Regions from separate parts of the Mus musculus genome. Here region 1 is linked to region 2. The links are chromatin loops, found by intact Hi-C in ENCODE. Cell type or tissue: left cerebral cortex. All regions are shown on one strand. Links, peaks and the distances in the headings refer to the core of each region. The heading gives the core; the rest is flanking DNA.

The links. Peaks named below come from ENCODE experiments on the same cell type or tissue, not always from the same donor. Only the 100,000 strongest peaks of a DNase experiment are listed, where the experiment ranks them.
Region 1: a loop joins it to region 2, with 4 times the contacts of the local background. A loop is called at or near these places in 6 of 42 quality-filtered maps.

What each region holds. Positions count from the first base shown.
Region 1 is chr13:101,904,842-101,915,464 of GRCm38, forward strand. No RefSeq gene overlaps it. Among named protein-coding and RNA genes, the nearest start is that of Gm41044, 100 kb to the right of the region's middle. In left cerebral cortex, for the core only: no CTCF peak of the experiment used is centred there; DNase peaks (open chromatin) are centred at 4,392 and 6,020.
Region 2 is chr13:101,762,596-101,773,218 of GRCm38, forward strand. Pik3r1 (phosphoinositide-3-kinase regulatory subunit 1) reads right to left here and starts at 5,622. Exons shown (of 16, transcript NM_001077495.2): 1 at 5,382-5,622. In left cerebral cortex, for the core only: CTCF peaks have their summits at 5,356 and 6,150; DNase peaks (open chromatin) are centred at 4,534, 4,751, 5,100, 5,694 and 1 more place; H3K4me3 peaks cover 2,610 bases; H3K27ac peaks cover 2,792 bases.

The DNA of each region.
Region 1 (10,623 bases), core at 2,189-7,188, 140 kb after region 2:
AGAGAAAGCATATGCAGTTATAATCTATTTTGTTCTCAGCAAGAAATTATACTCCCAAGCCTGAGTAAATAAGGACGGGCCTCTGTTTGGTGTCCATTGCATTATTTGCCTATGAACACTCCTGGCCTTTCTGTAAGGTGAGCTGAGATCTGACCATACAATTGTACTTATCTAGTCAGAGGTTTAACTATGGGAATGTAATAAAACAGGAGTAATCAGATAGAAATGGATACTGGCAACTGGGGGATACCCTCTGATGCCTGGCTGGAATCTGGCAAATTTATTTGACAGAAATTTTCTAGGTCTCTTCTGGCTCAGGATCTCAGTCCTGGCAAAGAGAAACAAAGAACAGTGGGTGAAGTTCCAAGCACTGGTCCTGAGGGCTCAGCCTTAGGGTAATGTAGATGATTGGTAAGATATTAAGCCAGTATTGATTAGAAGCACTGAGTGTCTGACAGAGGGATTTTAATTACAAAGGGGAGCATGAGTGAGCATAATCTAAGAACTTGTCAATGTGGCCATTAATAAATTAACACATTGCCCTTATCCCAAATTTATGTAAGAACAAAGCCAACTTGATTGAGCAAGGCCAGTATGGTAGTTTGAATAAATATAGCCTCCATAACCTCGCATATTTGAGTGCTTAGTCACCAGGGAGTGGCACTGTTTTAAAAGATTAGAAGGATTAGGAGGTGTGGCCTTGCTGGAGTAGATGTGTTCTTATTGGAGAAGATGGGCCACTGGGGGTGATCTTTGAAGTCACAGATCAAGATATAGCTCTCAGTGACTGCTCCAGTGCCTGCCTGCTGCCGCCATGCTTCCTACCATGAACAATAATGGACTAAACCCCTGAAACTGTAAACCAGCCCTCAATTAGATGCTTTCTTTCTTAAGAGTTGCCTTGGTCATGGTGCCACAGCACTAGAAAGATGACTAAGATAGCCAGCACTCACAATTCTACATCGTTTGTAAAGAGAAGGGGGAATTGAAACCCACAGGGTGGATAAAAAAAATGTCAATCAAAATAAATACCAAGTTCCAAGATATTTTAGAAATGCAAATACAGAAGGAAAGAAGATTTTTAAGCTGCATGATGTCATGAAGGAGCTGTCTAAGGGAAGACTATTTTGAGGAAGAGCCTCTTGTCATTGAAGTTATATTGCGAGGCCCCCACATGTGTGGAGGTGGAGTGGCGAATGTTATTTTTAAGTAGTGTCTAAACTTTCAGTGTATTTAATACATGCCTCTGAATGGAGTGGAACGAAGATTTGCAGAGGCTCTGTGTGACTTCGAGAGTGGATTTCAGTTCATATTCTGGATATTCCTGCCTGGCATTTCTCCCTTCCTGTGCCTTGAGTGCCACCCAAGGCAGCCAGGGTTTCTCTAGCCCAGCTGGGTTGGATTGCAGTGAAGCAGTGACTTTAAAAAGTTTACAGTTTACTTCAATCCACTCAAACCTAATCATGGCTCACAGTGGGTAAAATTATCCCTTCCTGCAATGTGAGGCTCAAATCTCTCGGCTGGGGTTCTACTCCGTTCTCTTATTGGATGCAACACAGGTTATGCTAGCCTTCATAATGGCCCTAAGCCTTAATCACTCCCATCTGTTCAATATTACATGGTAATTTGGTAGTGAAAGAGTACTAGGCTCGGAGCCAGTTTGATTTCAGTCCCTAATTAGCTGTGTGACTCCAACAGAATGGTTCCTCTCTCCCTCTCTTGGCTTATAATCTCTTCCTCTCTGACTTAGGTCTTTCCTCATTCTCTGACCTCCCAAAGTGGCAGGGGTTGGGACAGAGCTCTAGGAAAGTATGTTGAGACTTCATACTTAAGTATGCAGAGGTGAAGTGAAAGGAGGGAGGTGTCCTCATCTCAGTCTTACACACACACACACACACACACACAAACACACACATATACACATTCACACATGCATACATATGCACACATAAACACAAATACATATGCGCACATAAACATACATACACATATACACATTCACACACACGTACTCATATACACATACACACAGGCACACCACACACCACACACATACACATACATACATACACATACTCACACACACACACACACACACACATATAGACAAACACATGCACAACACATACACATACACACACACACACACACACACACACAACACATACACATACACACACACACACACACACACACACACACACACACACATATACACAATCTCTTTTTGTTGGTCTGTGTCTTCTTCCTCCCCCCTATAGTGATAAAAATGCCCAGGCCTCACCAGAACTCAGATCTTCCTTCCACTTGAGCTCTGATTAATTTCCTTTTTCTCACAAGGTTCTTTTTCATTTCTTCCTCTTCATTGGCTCTCATATTCCCCAAATAAGTCCCTAATTATATAATTATCTTCTCATATCTCTCTAAAACCTTCTCTTGCTGTTACTGTTCTCTCACAGCTACCACAGACATACAGTCTGGCCTCTCAAAGGAGTTGCCTCTTGGGCCATCTCAGCCAGGCCTCCAACAGGTCTTTCCCATCTCTTCATACACTCTCCCCACAATTTCATATCACATCACATCACATCACAGTCTGAAACTTCTCCTTCACTTCTCAATATGGGGCTAGATTGATTACATATCTTGTCTAATTTCTAATGTAATTAAAAAAAACCATACACGTCCGATTTTTGTATGTACTAAATTAGTTACTTTTTAAAAGTGCCTCGATTTTTTTTTATGCCTTTCCTTTGTTAAGTTTTGTTTTTTTCTATACTTTCCCACCAGTGACCCACGCTTAGTCTTTTCTCACACTTTGCGTACATGTTTCACTTTTTTTTCCCTGGAAAGCACCCTCTAAGAACTTTGTTCTCTATTCTGAGCCAGTGACCCCTGCTTACCACCTATGGGACCTCACTTGATCGCCACTTGATGATGTGACTATGATTCCGGGAACCTTTACTTGGCAGCCATTTGTGAAACATACTGGGATCAGAACAAAATGGAAAGAGGAACGATGTGCGTCCGTGGGCTTTTGAATGAGCTCAGGCTTGGGAATACCGGCAGGCTTTCGGACTCTCATAGCTCTCAGTAACAGGTTTGGAAGGCCCCCTCTTCTTCTTTCTGTGTTACTCGGGGTTCAGTCACATGAGCGGTGACTCTGGGAGTTACAGGACAACATAAGTACTTCCTAACTAGATTGCACAGTTGTGGGAAATGAGGGGAAGCTGGGGGACAGATCAGAGGCCTTCCTAGCTAGTCACTCAAGAAGCCAGGCACGTCCAGACATAGAAATGTGGAGGTAAAAGGGTGGGGAAAGCCTGTGGCTCTCAAGTATGTGATGATTGCTGAGGGGGCAGCCTCATTTCCGGTGGTCACCAGTGTAGAATACAGGCTGAGCATCAGAGGAGAGCCAGGGTAAATAAACTAGGTCCCCCTGGCATTCAGCGTCTGTTGCTTTCAACAACTGCAGTGACCTCCAGAGGGCCGAGGCTACTGCCCTTCTGTCTCCAAGTTTGAAACTGGTACCTATGTTTGGCCAATTTAGAGCCATTTGGATAAATGGAACATAATTTTAGCTTAATGAAACTGATTCTTATGGGTATGGCCCTAACCTCCTTGACTTTCCATGTCTTGATTCCCAGTAGCTCAGAAGGTGACAGTATTCAGAGACAGGGCCAGCAGAGAGACTGTGAAGCTCAGAAGAGGCCATTAGGATAGACTCTAACCAGTGCGACTAGTGGCCTTCTAAGAAATGTTGACATTTGTGTCAAAGGGATGACTATATGAACTCAGGACAGCCAGCCTCAAACCAAGGAGGGGACCTCAGGAGAAACCAACTCTGCAACACCTGATGTGTAACTTCTTATGTGGCTGGAATTGTAAAAGATGGATTTCTCTGTATAAGCCTCTTAGTCAATGCTATTTGTTTTATTATCCTGTTAGACTAATGCACTGAGCAATCCAGCACAATGACTTACACTTCTTATGCCAGAGTTTGCATTCTAGTTTCAATATTGATGTTGTTATTAATGAAGGCTTTGCAGCAAACATTGATGCAGCAGACAGCCTGGTGAGATAGATACTATTCATTATGTTTTTAATGGATGAATAAAATGAAGCATAGCTAACTCAGCTAACTTGCTTCAGTAATGTACAGAAATGCACAGTAATGAAGCTAGAATCCAAACCCTGGCAGCTTATTTCCAGTCCTTCCTCCCCTTGGGTCTCGCTGACCTCCAGGACACCTGACCTTTCTTTCCACTTCAGCAGCGTCACTCTGTTCGTGGCACATCTTGGTTTAATCTTCCCCTTTTAGGTCATGAATCTAACTTCCCTGTCCTTTTAGTGGATTTCTGCTTTTGTTCACGGGGCAATCTGCCAGGGAACCCAAGTTTAGTCTTGGTGCACATATGGTTCCCCAACCACAGCAGGACTGTGATGACAAATGCATATTTCCCCTGGGAGTAGAGACTCATCATGTGATACAGGATTGCTCACATGGAGAAAAAGACCCGGGTAGTCAACAATCACTTCTAGAACAAAACTAGGTTTCTATGTCATCTTTCACAGTGGTTAGGGGTGTCCCACTCTGAGGTCACCTGAGTACCAGTTGATGTTAGCACCTATCTTGAAGTTCAAGAAATCACATATTTGTGAAGCTACTATTTTTGTATCAAGCATCAATGAATCTGCTTAAACCAAAAAGATATGTGTATATGAATGGCCAGAGTTCCCAAGATGGCAGATTCAACTTCATTTGGAGTAAAGAGGCAAGAGAAAGCCACTAGACATGCCAAAGAACCCATGAACACAGAGTTCTCACTTCCCATTGCTGACAGATTGAATTATAATTATCCATCCTGATTTCAGAAACAGTCCATACAGTGTGAAGTTGAATCCTTTCCTGACATTAAAAACACACATTCCTTTCTCATTTTAAAAGATGCAAATGATGCCCAATGCATACCCTGTCTCAGTAGGAAAAGCGATAGCCAGCTAGAACTCTGATATCAGATATAGAACCGTATGATTTGGAGTTTGCCCAGCTGGGTTTCAGTCTTGCTTTGGTCCAGGATTTCCTCATGTTGCCCCAACGCCTCCCTTTTGGGAAGGTAACGTATATTCTGTCTCATTGTAATTTGGACATATGTAACTCACTTTTTGATTTTACAGGGGGCTACAATTAAGACAGTACTTTGATTCTCAGGGCACTGTGTTGAGACTATTACAGAATATAGCTTTTGAAGTTAAGCTAAATAAACTTTGCATTATATTATGGCCAAAAACCTAAGGGGGCTACGGAGTGAAATGAGGAGCTTGGATGTGAATATTCCCTCTAAGCTAAAATATTTGAACATCTGGTCCCCAGTTCATGGAACTGTTTGGGAAAGCTTAGTAGGTGTGGTCTTGTTAAATTGTGCCACTAGAAACAGGCTTTGGAGGGTAAAACAGTTATATGATTCCCACTGTGCCAGTGTGCTTGTGCTTCTCTCTGTCTCTCTCTGTCTCTGTCTCTGTCTCTGTCTCTCTCTTTCTCCCCCCACCTCCACTACCCCTGCCCTCTTTGATCAAGATGTAAGCTCTCAGTTGTTCCTTTTGTGAACTCCAATCCTTGAAAACCATAAACTAAATAAAATTCCTTTTTTTTTCTCCTGTAAATTGACTTGATCATGGTGTTTAGTTACAGTAATAGACAGTAACTAGGACAATTGGCAACTCCGAACTTCATTTATGTCATATTGCTACATGATAAAACTTTGTTAACACTTTCCTTTTGTTCTATACTTGGCTTCAAAAATACTTGGGAATGAAAATGGAAATAGTGTTACAAAGAGAAAACTCTAGTGAAGGCATTCTAGTTAGGAGTGCCTTCATGGCCTGTCCCGTCTACTGTCTGTCAATCGCATGGGCTCCCATGCTTGGTATGATAAGTTGTGTCTGCTTAACAGTTGGAAGAGGAGGCTGTATGCTTTCACTGTGCAATGGGCCTCTGAAAAAGATGCTCCTGCTTAGGAGTTGTCTCCATGCCAGTTCTCCTTGGCATGAATACAGACTGGAGCAGGATTGCAGTGTACGAAAGGGTAGAGAATGGATAGCTCAGGCTCTTTGAGCCACAGTCGCTTGTCTCTGTTCTATGGCTGTAACTTAAAAGCACCTACTAAGGCTAGGGATGTAGCTCAGTGGCTTGTGTACAGCCTTACGGTGCCATCTCCCACACCTCACATCCACAGGAAAGGTAGATAAATTAGTGCATTTTGTGAAATTTATTCATAAAAACAAATAGAGGGAACTCTACTCATGGACTGTAGTTTGCAAACCCTGAACCAAATAATTTGGATTTAGGTTATCATGTCTGCCTAAGACAGTGGTTCTCAATCTTCCTAAGGTTGCAACCTTTTTAACACAGTTCCTCATGTTGTGGTGACCATGAAATTATTTTCATTGCTACTTCATAAATGTAATTTTGCTACAGTTATGAATCATATTGTAAATATCTGTAATGTCTGAGGGTCTTAGGAGACCGCTGTGACAGGGTCATTCAATCCTAAAGGGATCAACCCACAAGTTGAGAACCACTGGTCTAAGATGGTGTGGACAATATTCTACCATCCTTGGCATACATAGAACACATTTATCATTTTTGCAAAAGCTAAACTATTTATACTATTTTCCCTAGTTTTATGTTCATTAGTAAATGTGATAATCTTGTCAACTTCATTGTGATTTATTCAATAAAGTGGATTGAGACTCAAAGCTTTTTGCTCACCACAGTACTGCATAGAGATGTTTAGCTGGGTACAGGGCAGGATAATAGGGAGTAGCAGTGTTTGCAGATACTTTATTTCATTTCTTAAAAATAAATGATAGCAGATTTATCAGCAGATGATATCAAGCAGATATCAGCCTTGCAGTAATACAGTCTCACTCATTAGTATGTTTTTATGTATTTTCTTTTTGAAGCAGAGTCTCATGATGTAGTCCAACTTGACCATGAACTCTCCATCTTTCTGCTTCAACTTCTCATAGGCAGAGGTTGTGTAAGGATCATCCAGGCCATGCTGTCAGCAGAGAAGAGATGAGATGGGCCAATGGAGATATTTAGAGTAAGAAGGGAGCAGGGTTGGAAGGGTTTTGATGTTGAATCTGTATGTGATTCTGATGCTACGGTTGTAAGGCTGTCACTATTGCTATCAGGTAGTCCTTCATCAGAGCCTCCAATATGTATCCTGGTTTCCATCTACCCCTTCTTACAAACTCACAAACCCTAAACTAATGTGCTTCTTGATGCAGGATTGCCAATTCTGAGAAGTGGCAGAGAAAAGCAAGGTAATAGCAGGAGATCCCTCTCTGTGTCTCGAATTTTATCATCACTGTAGGGGAAAATAGAACTCACAGGGAATATTCCTAGTCCCCTGGAGAGGGTTATGTAGCTCTGGACCCCGGGAACAGGTAAAGAAAATCCCCTTGCATAGGGTTTGCATTTAGATGTCTCAGGTTATAAAGGACTAAGTCTCATGGTCCTGGTCCAGGAAGAACAGCCTGTTAGGTTTTCCAGTTGTCACGAAGGTTAAACAAAGGCTTATCAGTCTCTTGATGGCAGAATAGAGAAGGAAGGGTCTGATAAGATGTCTACTGGTGCTATCAAAAGCAGGTGAGCACTGGAAGCAAGAAGAAGGAGGAGGAGGAGGATGAAGAGAAGAAAAAGAAGAAATAGTCTTAAGGTAAATAAAGTTATATAAAAAGACTTCTATGCATTTTTCTATAGTTACTCTATTACCACAAAAGGATATAAAATGAAGCTCACTTCCCATAAATGTTTTAAGTCCAGAGCCATCTGGATTATCATTAAAAGATCAGCAATATAAAATTTTGACATTTAAGATGATTTAGAATTGGTCTCTAGGTCAAGGGGTTACCATGGGAACTATAATCTATAAATCTGTGCTTTTAAAACAGTGGGCATTTTTTTTTCTAATAGAACAATGATTTCAGATTTTTTTAAAAAAAAATTGTTTTTCTCACTCAGAGAAAAGCAGCCACATAAAAGTAGGACACTGTGTTACAGAGAAACTTGTTGACAAAAGTAGAAGTGGAGATATATAGCTGTTCCTTGGTATCCATGGGAGACTGGATGCTCAAGACCCTTATATAAAACTAAGCACTCTTTGCACAGAACTGATCTACATCCTTCTGTATACTTTAAATTATCTCTTGATAACAATGAATACAATGAAAATGCCATGCAAATACTTGCATCCCAGTGTTGTTTGAAGAACAAAGGTGGGGTAGGGGTGGGGTTTGCACAGGATGGTTGACAGCTACTGTTCAGAAACTCTACACCTCAGCCTCTCACAAAGTTCATAGCCTTTTCTTAAGACTCCTGGGGATAAGAATGCTAGAAAAATAGACGGCCATGGGCACACATTATCCAGTCTTGAGAAACTTATAGCATTACTTTTGCTGTATTCTACTCTATAGATGGGAATCTTGGGGACTAGGATTTAGTGGTTGTAGGGAGCTGACCTAGCCATGCATAAGGCCTTGGGTTCAAATCTCAGCACCTCAAAAATAAATCCAACTCACACTCAAGGTAAGTAACTACTTCTAGAGCAGGAAACGAAAAGGCACCGATTATTGGGACTATCAAAAGCAGCTTTCAGATTTAGTTGTGGTCAAAATCCAAGACACCCTTGTGCCACCCTTGGGGACATTTAAAAAGAAAGCTGTCAGTATCGACCATATGACCAATTGAAGAGACTGGGTCAACAGGACAAACACCCTTTTGAAAATACAAAGTCTGATGACTGGGAGCTCACTGGTGTCACTCCCATGGTAGTTTTTGTTTGTTTCCAATTGGCAAAAACAAACAACCACAAACAAATAACCCCCACAATCTAAAATCTTGTTTTCCAAAGCAAAGCAAAGCAAAGCAGCAAGCAAAAACCTCCTTCTGTGAGTCTAGCTCCCCCTAAATTCCAGGGCCCACAAGATGAACAGGAAAGAGAGTGAGCACCTTCTGTGACTCAGTTGTACCTCCAGGCTAGCAATTCTCAACCTGTGAGTTGTGACCTTCTTTGCGGAGGTTGAACAACCCTTTTACAGGGGGTTGCCTAAGACCATCAGAAAACACAGATACTTACACTATGACTCATATCAGTAGCAAAATTACAGTTATGAAGTAGCAATGAAAGTAATTTTATGGCTGGGGGCAGGGGGGGGGGAGGTGTCCCACAACATGAAAGGGCCACAGGGTTAGGAATGGTGAGAACGACTGCTCTAGATGTGACGATTAGTGTTATTTGTCACCTTGACAGACTCTAGAGTCACCCAGGAGATAGGTCTTAAGGCATGTCTGTGAAGGACTGTCCTGATTCATGATGGTGGGCAGGACCAAGCCTTGACATGTTTAAAACAGAGAAATGAAGGAGAGCACCAACATGCTGGTGTCTGTTGCCCGTTCATTCTGTCTCCGAATATGACGTAACCAGCTCCTTTCAGTTCCTGCCACTGTGACTTTTCTGCCAGAGTGGACCTTAACCTGAACTCTGGACCAGAACAAGTCCATTCTCTCTTAAGTTGTCTTTATTTTACACAGCAACAGAAAAAGAAATTAGGACAATAAACCATGCAGATCTGAGAACCTATCTGTATACTAAACCCAGTATATAAGCCCTATTATGCCCTACGTGGCCAGTGTGATGGGAAGAGGACCCAGACCCCAGCTGAAGAGAACCAGACAAAAACAGTAGCTTTCCTTACCTTGATCTCTATAAAAATTTTGTTGCTTAGAAAAAAAATTAAATTCTCCTTGCTTAGAAGGAGAGTTCATATTTAGAAATACTGTGAACCAGAAAAAAAAAATGGTATCTTGAATCTTGGCGTTCCAAGTCTTGTTGGCTTGTGGCCAAGCTTCAGGATGCTTCTAAGAGCCATGTGGGGAATGCAAATCGGGATGTCTAACTCTCTTAAGGGCAGTCAGGAGGGCTGATGGTCTATGCTGCATGCTGTAAATCTACCACACAAAAAACCGCCCTCTTTGCACCAGCAGCAGCTCCAGACTTTGGCCTAAGCCCAGTTCCCTATTTCGTCCAAGTTGCTCTTAGCCTTAGTATTTAAGCCAAAGCTTTGTTCTATACACAGGCTGCTATTGATTGGGCCTTCTTATCTCTGTCTCCACAGATAAGGTATACATTAGCAAGACTATTCAGGGGTGGCCTTTTACAAAGGCAGAACGTCTCTTTGGTATCCAGGGTCAAGAAAGGCAGTGTTCAGGAGTGCTTGGTATCTTGAAGGTGTGTATAGAAGTGGTGTACAGAGGGGGTCCAGAAAGACACTCCCAGGCAACAAAGTTGTGAGGAAATGTGTTTTTTGTTCAGATCTGTGCCCCAGTTGGAAGTTGTATTCAGTAGATGTTTTATTTTAGGGCTGGTGTATGTGGTTGGTATGTGTGTGGTGTGTATGTGATGTGTGCATGTGTGTATGTGGTGTGTAATGTATAAAGTATGTATGGTATGTGTGTATGTGTGTGTATGGTGTAGTGTGTGTGTGTGTGTGTGTGTGTGTGTGTGTGGTGTGTGTATAGTGTGTTGTGTGTGGTATGTGGAGTGTGTGTCTGTATGT
Region 2 (10,623 bases), core at 3,839-8,838:
TATCTACTTGTGCATTGCCATCCTGTGATAAAATTAGTGGTCAGACAGTGGGGGGCAGCAACAAAAGTATCTATAGTTAAGACAAAGAAGACTCTGGGTGGGCAGCCCACACCACCATGTGTAATCCTTCCCTCCCCCCCCCCCCCCCCGTTAATGGGATAACTCAGAACCTTGCACAGACGTCCCACCTCAACTTATACAGTCTTTTATAAAACAAGAATCATTAGTTGAAAATCTGTCTACCTTTCAAAATCCTGGAAGTTACGAACTATGACCCCAATCCTAGCAAACAGCCTATGTTTGTGTACAGAGTGGTGGAGACACCAAGTAACCTCAGGTAAAGAAGGACAGAAAAGATGGGCCCAATGTTACAGGCATCTAATATCTCAATTGATTTCCAAACCAACAAGTTAAGCCAAATGTGCTGCCTGCTGCCACACACACTTCGGGCTGGGTAGCCAGTGTGGGTAAGTAGGGTGTGGAGGCTGTAATTCCTGCCTGCAAGCCCTAAGGGGCTAGTGAGTACACACCCAGGTGACACAGTTAAGAGACGGACTGCAAAGCAGTTACAACACTGGGTGTCCCTGAGCACACCAAGAAGAGGAGTGGAGAGACCTACCCCAGCCCACCCCCAGCAGCCCTTCTAGACTGTGAGGGTCACGATGGAGAGAGCTAGGACTAAGAGCCATGTTATTTATGGACTAAGAAAGAGATCCCCACTACCCAGAAGAGGGCAGTGTGTTGGTTCCCTGCATGACTACAGTGGAGAGGGACTGAAGGGGAGCCATGGGAGGTGTGAACTGAGGGAGAGGCCCCGAAAGTGCTTCTTCTGGTGAGGAAGCAACAGTAGTACTTTAAATTCATGGCCGGAAGGGTGAATTATGAGTTACAGCTAACAGCGGCTGCCCTGGTCCATGACTAGATATGTAACTATAGCTCCTCCCTCCGTCATCATATGAGGCCGATGGAAACAGACCTATACCTTCCCAGGTCATTATGAAGGTTAAAGGCAATTACACTCACAAAAGTATGTAGCACCACGCTTCTCAATTACCCCGACTCTGTGCTTGGGGTGTGCCAAGCACAATTCTGGGGAATTTGACGTGAACCCTTACAACCGCTCGAGTGTCCTTCTCGGCCCCATTTTGCAGATGAGAAAACAAGCAAAGCTAAAAGGCGTGCCTGAAGTGACAGTCAACTGCAGTTCCAGCACTCTTGTTCCGCTCTTGGTAACAATAGGACTGCTAGCAATATCGGCATTGAATGTCACTGCTGTTTGCACAATGCAGATTTAAAACCGAAACAGACAGGTGCCAGGAATTTTCTCTTGCGCTGCCTTTCAGTGCTGCAAGCAGTTCTAAAAAGAAGCCTGAAGCTACCTAAAATAAAACTCCTGCTGTAAATAGAGTCAGATAGAGCCTGCCTGTGGACTTAGCCCAAGTAATTCTCTCTCCAGACCCAAGGTGGAAGGTGGCCCAGGGGAGGTCAGGGGGCGTATGTGGGAGGGGGACAGAATTGTGACTTGGTGGCAGAGCACAAGGTGGGAGTCCCGACACTGCTATCTAGTTGAGTTTCATGGCGTCTTCCTCAAAGAGGAAAAACTGAACACAGTCACGCAATGCCCCCAGAGAATGAAGGCAGCTGGGTCCTCCTGGGATAAGCCCAGTTTGTCAGGACTACAGAGGCATTCCAGGAAGAAGGAAAGGGGCAAAGGCTGAACTGCTGGCCAGACACCCCGCCTGTAACTCCTCACAACACCCACTGGCAGAGCCTCCTGACCCTTTGGCCAGGCGCCTATGATTTCAATTCTCCCCCAGGTGATCATTAACCTGAGAACTGTTTTGACTACAGGTGCTTATGGGTATATATTTGATTTACTTTAAGGTATACAATAGTGGCAGAACAAAGTGCTGTTTTTACGATTTTTTTTTCTTTAGTAAGCTTGTACTCGGTGCACGTTTCTCCAGAAAATGGGAGGTTGGGGAGTGGGGGGGGGGGGAGGATAGCATGAGCCAGACAGACAAGCTATAAGTTTTTACACCCTCTATCTTTCAGTTCATTTGGCTTAGTGTACAAGAAACGGCCTTAATTGCCAGTACTTTAGGCAAGTGATTTCAATAAGAGTATTGGCAAAACCATGACCCCCCCACACAAAAAAAATTTCATTAGAGAGGAGTCAAAGGAGACTTTAAAAATTGCAATAAAATATGAGTGCTTAAAAGTTAATCACAACCGATGCTTTTTTAAATAAATAAATAAATAAATAAATAAAGATGCAATTTACACTGTCTTAAAAAAAAAAAAAAACAAAAAAAAAAACCCAAAAACCTGACAGTTGAGTTTGGTGGCACAAGTTTGTAATCCCAGGGCTTGGGAGATAGAGGTGAACCACTCCAGAGTACAAAGTCAAGTTCTGCTACATTAAGAGTTCAAGGCCAGGGTGGACTGCATGAGAAACTGCCTCCAAACTGATACATTCTCACACATACAACTAATAGCCCCTTGGACTGACAGGTGACTTTCTGGTTTTCCTAGCTTCCCCAGGACGCTTCATCTCCTGCCTTAGCTAGCAAAGCCCTACGTCATGGAAAGGGCTTTGTGCTTTGCTTGCCCTGTGTAATGAGCCTAATAGACTGATAGGAGCTCAATCCATCTGCGTGTGTACACCTTATTCATGAGAGATTCAAAGTCAAAAGCGCACATGCAAACCTTAGCTTGGCTTGTACAGACGACTTGCCCATGGGACTATTTCCCCAGGTGACTCATTCGCTATCTCTTTATCCAATAAAACACATTTTGCAAGTCAAAAAAAATGTAAACACAATAAAAGCTGGACCAGAATTCCTCCTACTGTAACAAGTATGTGGATAATTTTCTCAAAGTAAATGCCTTTTACAACATTTCGCTGCACTACTTAGGAGACAGAGTGGCAGAGAAGAAATGTCCATCAACACAACAAACTTCAAGTTCCATGGTGGGCTCAGAAACAGTTGAAAGGAAAAGCCACTGTTTTTAAGGGTACTAGGTCTGTGGAGGTTGAGTAAACTTGAACTTAAGATTCAAAGCCTTTTGAGAGATTAGCCTGAGAGGGAAAGAGACAAGAAAAGGCTAATGAATATGAACAAACTATGGTACATGCATGTAGAAAAATGTCCCCCCAAAAACCTCACTGTTGTATACAATTAATATATACTTAATAAAAGAACAAAAGGGCAGGGGGTGCACTGATCAGGTTAGGTGTAATTAACAGTTCCAAAAGATGCATGCACACCACCCACCATCAGCAGCCAAAAATGCATATTTCTATGTGTTCAATTGCTCAGTTTTCCCAAACTAACTTCATACATTAGAAATGTACCAAACACACACACACAGCTAAAGAAAACAATAAATGGAGTCAGTGGGCAGTGAAATCCTTCTTTTTACATGACTGCAGTGCATCCCAGATGTGAAAAAGCAGAATGCTATCATAAAAATGCAAATAAAATGACAGATAACAATGTGCACATGGCAGAGTTCTGTTATGCAACTAGGAACAGGTCTTGGTGCAAGATGAAAGTTAAAAGCAAACTCCCACAACAGTCTGAGAGCCAGTTATCAGCTGCATCCAACTTTCTTCAAATCGTAAAAGCTGACAGACTGCTATGGAAAAGTGGCGTGGCCTGCAACAGGCACTTAGAGGAAGGCAGCCAGCAGTGGCGTGGCACAGAACTCCTGCCAGGCAAGGAGCTTCCCCCATTTAAACCTGCCTTTGAACCACAAGAGGCACAAGAAAAACCAGGATCATTTTCTTTGTAATAAGCAAAAAGCACATGTTTTCCAAAGTTTAAGCAACTTGTGTGCTTCAGAAAATGGTCTGCTTGAGTGCAACTGTCAAAAAAAAAATGAAAAAAAAGGGGGGGGCTCTTGGGGTGCTGGTTCCCTGCTCAGTGACAAACGATGCATGGGCGGCTCACCTGTGCAGAAGGCCCTGAAGTCCTAATGATATCTACTTTAGCAATCAATCTGCTCTGAGGCAGAAATAAACCCATCTGCCTACTACAAGCTTTCTTAGCTCATAATTTACTATCTTTCAAATGCCCAACATGGAACACAAGCTAATGAAATATTAAGAGAGGCTTGCACAAGGAGCCTAGGTCAACCAGCTTTGTGAGTAACCCTACCACCTAAAACTTGAAACTCGATCTCACTGAAATGACAATCTCATGCTACACTTAAAACCCGGAACTGCTTCATCCTTTCCTATTTCACACTGTCTGACAAAGAGGAAAAAGACAGGAAAAGAAAAGGGGGAAAATTAAGTCCTAAAATCATGAAACCCCTAAATAAAGCATAAATTCACACCAGTACAGCAATAGAGCCTGCAGCTTCTTCAAGAATTAACGGTGGAAGTGAGACCTTTCCGGTATTACTAGCGCCAGGAGCAGAATTCCCCTGAATACAGTGCCGGCACACAGCATTCAACATGTCACAGCCACTCCGCTCACACCCTTGCGTTATTGTGCGCGAAAGCTGGTTACTAAAATGCATTTCTGTACATGCGTGCCTGGTCAGAGCGTTTCTATTCTCTTTGTCTCGTGATCTGCCGGGCAGTTTCTGCCTTTGGGAAGGAAGTAGCTTGCAGACAATTCCCCCAGATATTTTAGCTCTGGCTTGCACGCGGGCCGGTTCTCCCTGGCCGGCAGCTTAGTGCTGGGCAGGTCCTTCCAGGGTCGCCCCGCGTTAGGAAAAGCTGGATTTCCGGGCGGTGCCAGGATCCCACTCATTATGCCTCCAGCAACCTGCCCAAGCCCGGCGGGCGCCAGACGCCGAGCTAGAGCCCCAGCCACCGACCGCCCCGAGGAGCACTTCCCCCACCCCGGAAGAGGAGGGAGGCAAACTTCGGAGGGCGGGGGCTGGGGGCGAGCTCCGGGGACCACCATGGCCCAGCCTGGCCGGAGACCCCGGCTGGGGCTCCGGGCCTGGAGGGTACGCCGCGCTAACGCAAAGGCAGCGATCCAGGCACTCTCCTCGCGCGCTCCCGGCTTCGGAAAGCTGCAGGGCGATCGGGGACCCTCGGAAGCGTGAGGTGACGGAGGAGGAGGGGAGCCGGTGACCGCTGGCAACTCCAGGACCGAACGCTCCGGGTAACGAGCACAGCCCGCCCGGGGTGGCACGAAGGAAATGAGAGCAGGAGGTGGCTGCGACCAAGCAAGCTGGTCACTGGCCGGAGAAGGCTTCCAAGTGGCCGAGAGATGCTGGCGACTGGGAGCTGGCAGCCTGCTCGCTTCCCCTTGAGTGGCTCGGCAGCAGAAGTGGCTGCCGGTGACAGGAAGAGCAGCGGCCGTGCGCGTTCGCACCGCTTCCCCCTCCCGGGCACACCGGGACCCGCCGCCGCCTACCTCCGGGTCGGCTCGCTTCCTTCCTCTGCCCAGCCTGGGCTTCAGCGGCCTCTGAAGCTCCCAGCTCCCAGGCTCCTGCGATCCAGCTGCGACCTGCCGTCGCTTCGCTGTCCCGGTTCCTTGGCTGCACAGCCGTCCTCACCGCTACCGCTGCCGCTGCCGCTGCCGCTGCTTCCTCCAACTCGGCTCCAGCTGCTAGCTACTCCTCTCCCTGAGCGGCGCAGCTCCAGCGCCAGGCGCCAGCCCCACCCCGGGCCCGCCCCTGCGCCCCGCCCCCAGATACACACCAATCAACGCCCGAGACCCCGCCCCCCAGCGCCCGAGCCGCGCCCTCCGCCTCTGCCAGTCTCCGGGAGGGCTACCAAGGTCTAGGAGCTACGCTCTGTGCTGCCGACCCTACCCCGCACCCCTCGCTGCCCTCGCCCCCGCCCCCGGCTCGGGGATGCCCCGGGCGACTGGACGGCGCGCGCCCTCCGCTACGGAGCGCTCTAACTCTGCGTGCTTGGGGCTGGCTCGCCTGCGGGGCGTCGCCCAGGCCCGAAGCAGGGAGTTCAAATGGGGATGGGGGTGGGGGGTGGGAAATAAGTTCAGGCCTCTCTGGAGCCCAGCCGGCTGCCTGCGAGACCCTGCCTCTTTCGAATCCACTAGAGCTTCAGGACAGTGGCTGGGTTCAGGAAGATGCAGATGCGAGGGCTCGCCAAAGCGGGGAGGCCCTGTAATTCCTGGCCTTGCCTGCCCAGCTTCCCTAGTGGTCAGAAAAACCGCGCCACCCGGCGTGGCACTCCCGGGGTGAAGGAGGGGTGAAAGGGTGAGCTGGAGCAACGAGTGCCCGCCGCCTGCAAAAGCCTGGCACGGCTGCCTCCAGGAACCAAGGCGGGATCTAGAGGAAAAGGAGTGTTCTGTGAGGAGGGCGCATACCGGGTGATCTCTGGCAGTCCTTGCAAGGCAGAGCCTATGTAGGTCATTCAGCCAGTCCACCGCCTTCTAACGCTTCTGATAGGCTGGAGAAACTCAAATGAAGTCTATGGTTTGTTAGATGTAAAAATGTAGATCCTTGGAGTAGAAACCACTATGGAAGCTGCTCAAGAAAAAAGTGATAATGGCTCAGCCTTCCCAGATAAGAAAGGATGATAGCCCCGTGTTTTGTCTTCATAAAAACGTTCAAGAACTCATGGACTTTTTAAATTTTGCTCCCAAAATATGTCTTATTTTGTAGTTCAGGAACCTGTAGCCACCCACCCTTCTTGCCCTAAAGATCCCTTTTGCAGCTATTCTGGCAACAAAATGCTTTTTCTTAACCAAGAACTTAGTCTGTTGTCAAATTCTAAATTTGGTAGTGTATTACTGTGAGTTTTGGAAGCAGAGGGAAAAAATGAAATTCACAGTTTATGTTAAACAAATGCAGTCACGTTTAAAGGTGACGCCCATTCTAAAAGAAGAGATCTCAGTACACAATTCAGGTACTAATGTTTCTGGTACTCTTGGTATCTAATAAAGACAAAAGCAGGCTGCTACCCACATCACATTTAAGAATTTGCCTACCCATTGGACACGCAAACTTTATATGCCCCAGTACAGGGGAACGCCAGGGCCAAAAAGGGGGAGTGGGTGGGTAGGGGAGTGGGGGTGGGTGGCTACGGGGGACTTTTGGTATAGCATTGGAAATGTAAATGAGCTAAATACCTAATAAAAAAATGGAAAAGAAAAGAAAAAAAAAGAATTTGCCTACACAGAAGATGGCCTAGTTGGCCATCACTGGGAAGAGAGGCCCTTTGGTATTGCAAACTTTATATGCCCCAGTACAGGGGAATGCCAGGGCCAAGAAGCAGAGTGGGTGGGTAGGGGAGCAGGGCGGGGGGAGGATATAGGGAACTTTCAGGATAGCATTTGAAATTTATATAAAGAAAATATCTAATAAAAAATAAAATAAAGAATTTGCCTACCATTCAGGATGTGGTGACAAGTCTGTAATCCCAGCACTTTGAAGCTGAAGCCATAGTCTCGAGTTCAAACCAGCCTAGTCTTTATAGAATCTCTCTGAATATAGATTATGTTAATTTGTGTAGGGAGATCCATCTTAATTATGAGTAGAATCACACCTAGGGCAGGAAATTCTGTACTGTACGAATGGAGACAAAAAATGAGGGCTATGCATGCATGCATTACTGGTTGCTCTTATCTGATTGAGGGCATAAGGTGGCCAGCTATTCAAGTTCCTATGGCCTTAACTTACCCACCATGATAGACTACTCTGAACTGTGAGTTAAATGCTTTCTCCTGTAAGTTGCTTCAGTCGGAGTATTTAATAGTGGCAATTAGAAACCAAGGTACAGGGGTACATTCTTCCGTAGTCTGTGAAAGGAAGAGCCTCCTGGTGGATGGCCGTGGTGTGTTTCCTGCGGTAGAAGCCCTTAAATCTAATCCAAACTAAGACAACTCAAGTAATAAAACATTCACAGATGTTTTCTTTAGTTTTCCTCTCCTCGAAGAAAATACAAACTTTGCTAGCTCTCTCCTCCCTTTGGGCTCACTAGAGTCTTGGAAAGAGGCTCCAGCATAGGATTCTATTCAGCCGTAAAAAAGCATCTAATTCCCAACTGCACTTCCTCTTAATAGAAAAGTCTTCAGCAATTGATTATGCACTTACACGTTCTTTGACTTATTTTCATTATAACTGAACACAACACACAGCTTATGTCCAAAGAGGGTCACATGAAAGAAAAATAATTTTTCCATACCCGGGCACCAAATAATCTATTTCATTGATATTAAATTGATACCTTCCCACACATTTTATTTCCATTTCCCATAGATTTTATGAATTAAAAGCAATAACAAAACAATATGACTATTCATACTTGGAGTATGAGCCTGTGTGCATATGTATACATATTCACATGTGTATGCATGTGTGTGCCTGTGTATACTTAACAGTGGAGTCTTCCTCATTCTCCACCTTATGGATTGAGGCAGGGTCTCCCACTTGAACCTGAAGCACCCATCAGATACTACAGCTAGCCAATTTGCACCAAAGATTTTCTGCCTCTGCACATTGTACATTGGGATTTACAGTCAAGCCCCTATGCCCACCCACATTTACTTGAGCACTAGGGCTCTGAAGTCAGGTACTTACCCTTGCATGACAAGTTCTTAGCCTTATACTTGTGTTTTCTAGTAACCTCTTGAGTAAAACCTTATCTGGGAACACAAACTGTAACTGTAATAAAGCAAGAAGCTGATATGATAAGGCAAAGGGGCCCCTGTGCCACAAGCTTTCTCTTCATTTCTACAAAAACCCCAGATGGGCAGGACTGTGAACATCTCCTTGGAGTTTCCTGGAAATGCAAATTATCTGTCTTCTCTAAACCAAAAATGTCAGATTGGAGTGGAAAGAAAAAAAAAAGCTGTTTTAGGAAACTCTCCAAACCATTTGTTGCATGCTGGGAGTTGAGAATGATTATCCTGGGCCTTCTGGGACATACTGGAACCCACCCCAATAAAATGCTCGTATGTCACGTAGACACAGCGTTCTGGTTTGCTTTCTATTGCTGGGAGAAAGACCATCACCAAAAGCAGCTTTAGGAGGAAAGGGAAGGGCTTTCTTCCTTTTCCAGCCTGCAGTCCATCATGAGGGAAAGTCGAGGCAGGAACTGAAGCAGGGGTCATAGAGGAATTGCCTGTCTTAGTCTGCATAAATCCCTCACCTTTCTCTTTTGTACAATCCAGGAGCACCTCCGCAGGGGTGACATCACCCACAGTGGGCTGCACCCTTCCACATTAATCAGGAATAAATAAATAAATGTCCCACATTTTTATCTACTGGCCAATATAATAAAAAGTTTTTGTCAATTATGAAGCCCTCTTCCCAGAAGACTCTACCTTGACTCTACCTTGTGTCAAATTGACAAACAGACAAACACACAGCACACACAATTCAACCAGTACTTATCAAACTGTTGGCTTTGGTTATTTGATAAATATGTCAGAAGATGGGAAATTCCCAACAGAGATACAAGAGTATCATCGCTGGCAAAGATGGCATGGAAATCAGAGTCAATCAAGGACCCGAACTACAGAGAAAGAGTTTGAGTAACCATAATTGAGACAATAGCCTCAACAGTGAAAACAAGTAGGATGCATCCATTGGCCATCTGTACTAACCGTGATGTTAGAATGTGCTTCCACTGGCCTTGAAATCTTAGTGTGTATTTTAGGTTTTCAAACACAAACCAAATGAGTACCAGTGTCCTGGAGTCTTCGTCAACACCAGACCCACAGATCAGCTGCACCGGCAGAATTAAGAACGGGTCACAAATGCAGAATACAAGGTTCTGTCCTAGACGGCCTAGATCACAAGCTGCAGTTGAGCAGAATTGCCAGGTGATACACATACAGGTTAAATGATGTGTCTAAGTGGCCCTCCATCTTAATCATAGAACAATATTGCCTGGAGAGTTTACCAAAAATCCCAGATCTGCTCTATATCCCCGAGATGGATTCTATAAAGAGGTGAGCCATGAGAATCAATCATTTCTAAGTCTCTTCACATGACATCAAGGTGAATCCAGCTTTTAAAAAATCCTACCTCAGAGAATCCAAGTAGGAAAGATCTCTTTAGCAATGTGGACAGGAGTTGAAACATCTGATCTCATGAAGAGCAGCTGATGCTGGAGGCTAACTGATGGTTGCTGCCTAGACTGTAAGCCCGGGTTTTCCATACCTTCTGGCTTTCAGAAAGAAGCTGGAAATTTATGTTTATAGGAAATCCCCTGATTATCACATGGTAGCAACTAAGTCAGAGCATTTTTATTTTGTTTGTGTGTTTGTTTGATTGTTTGTTTGTTTGTTAAATGTGGGTTAGGCCAAGAGTGTGATGGTCACCTTTGTGAGTTTCAAAAAAAAAAAAAAAAAAGGTTAGGCTGAGGGTGTTCATATGCTGATACAAAGATCTGAGTTCCTGACATCTTCTGCTCTTTATGAACACTGTAGGTACTCAATGCCTCTGAGTTGGTGACTTCTGAGGATCATGTAGTCTTTTGCCAGTGCTTTTCTTTCTCCCCCTTTTTCTGCCTAATAGTTGAGAAATACTTGGGGCAAATCCAAGCTGTATGTTACTTACCTCAAGATCTTCAACTATTCTGAATATCTAGGTTAAATACATATAATACAGATCTGGGGGGAGGGGGAGAGATTATTGACCAGGATGCTTAATGCCGGAGTAAGAATTGAAAGAGCTAGCATT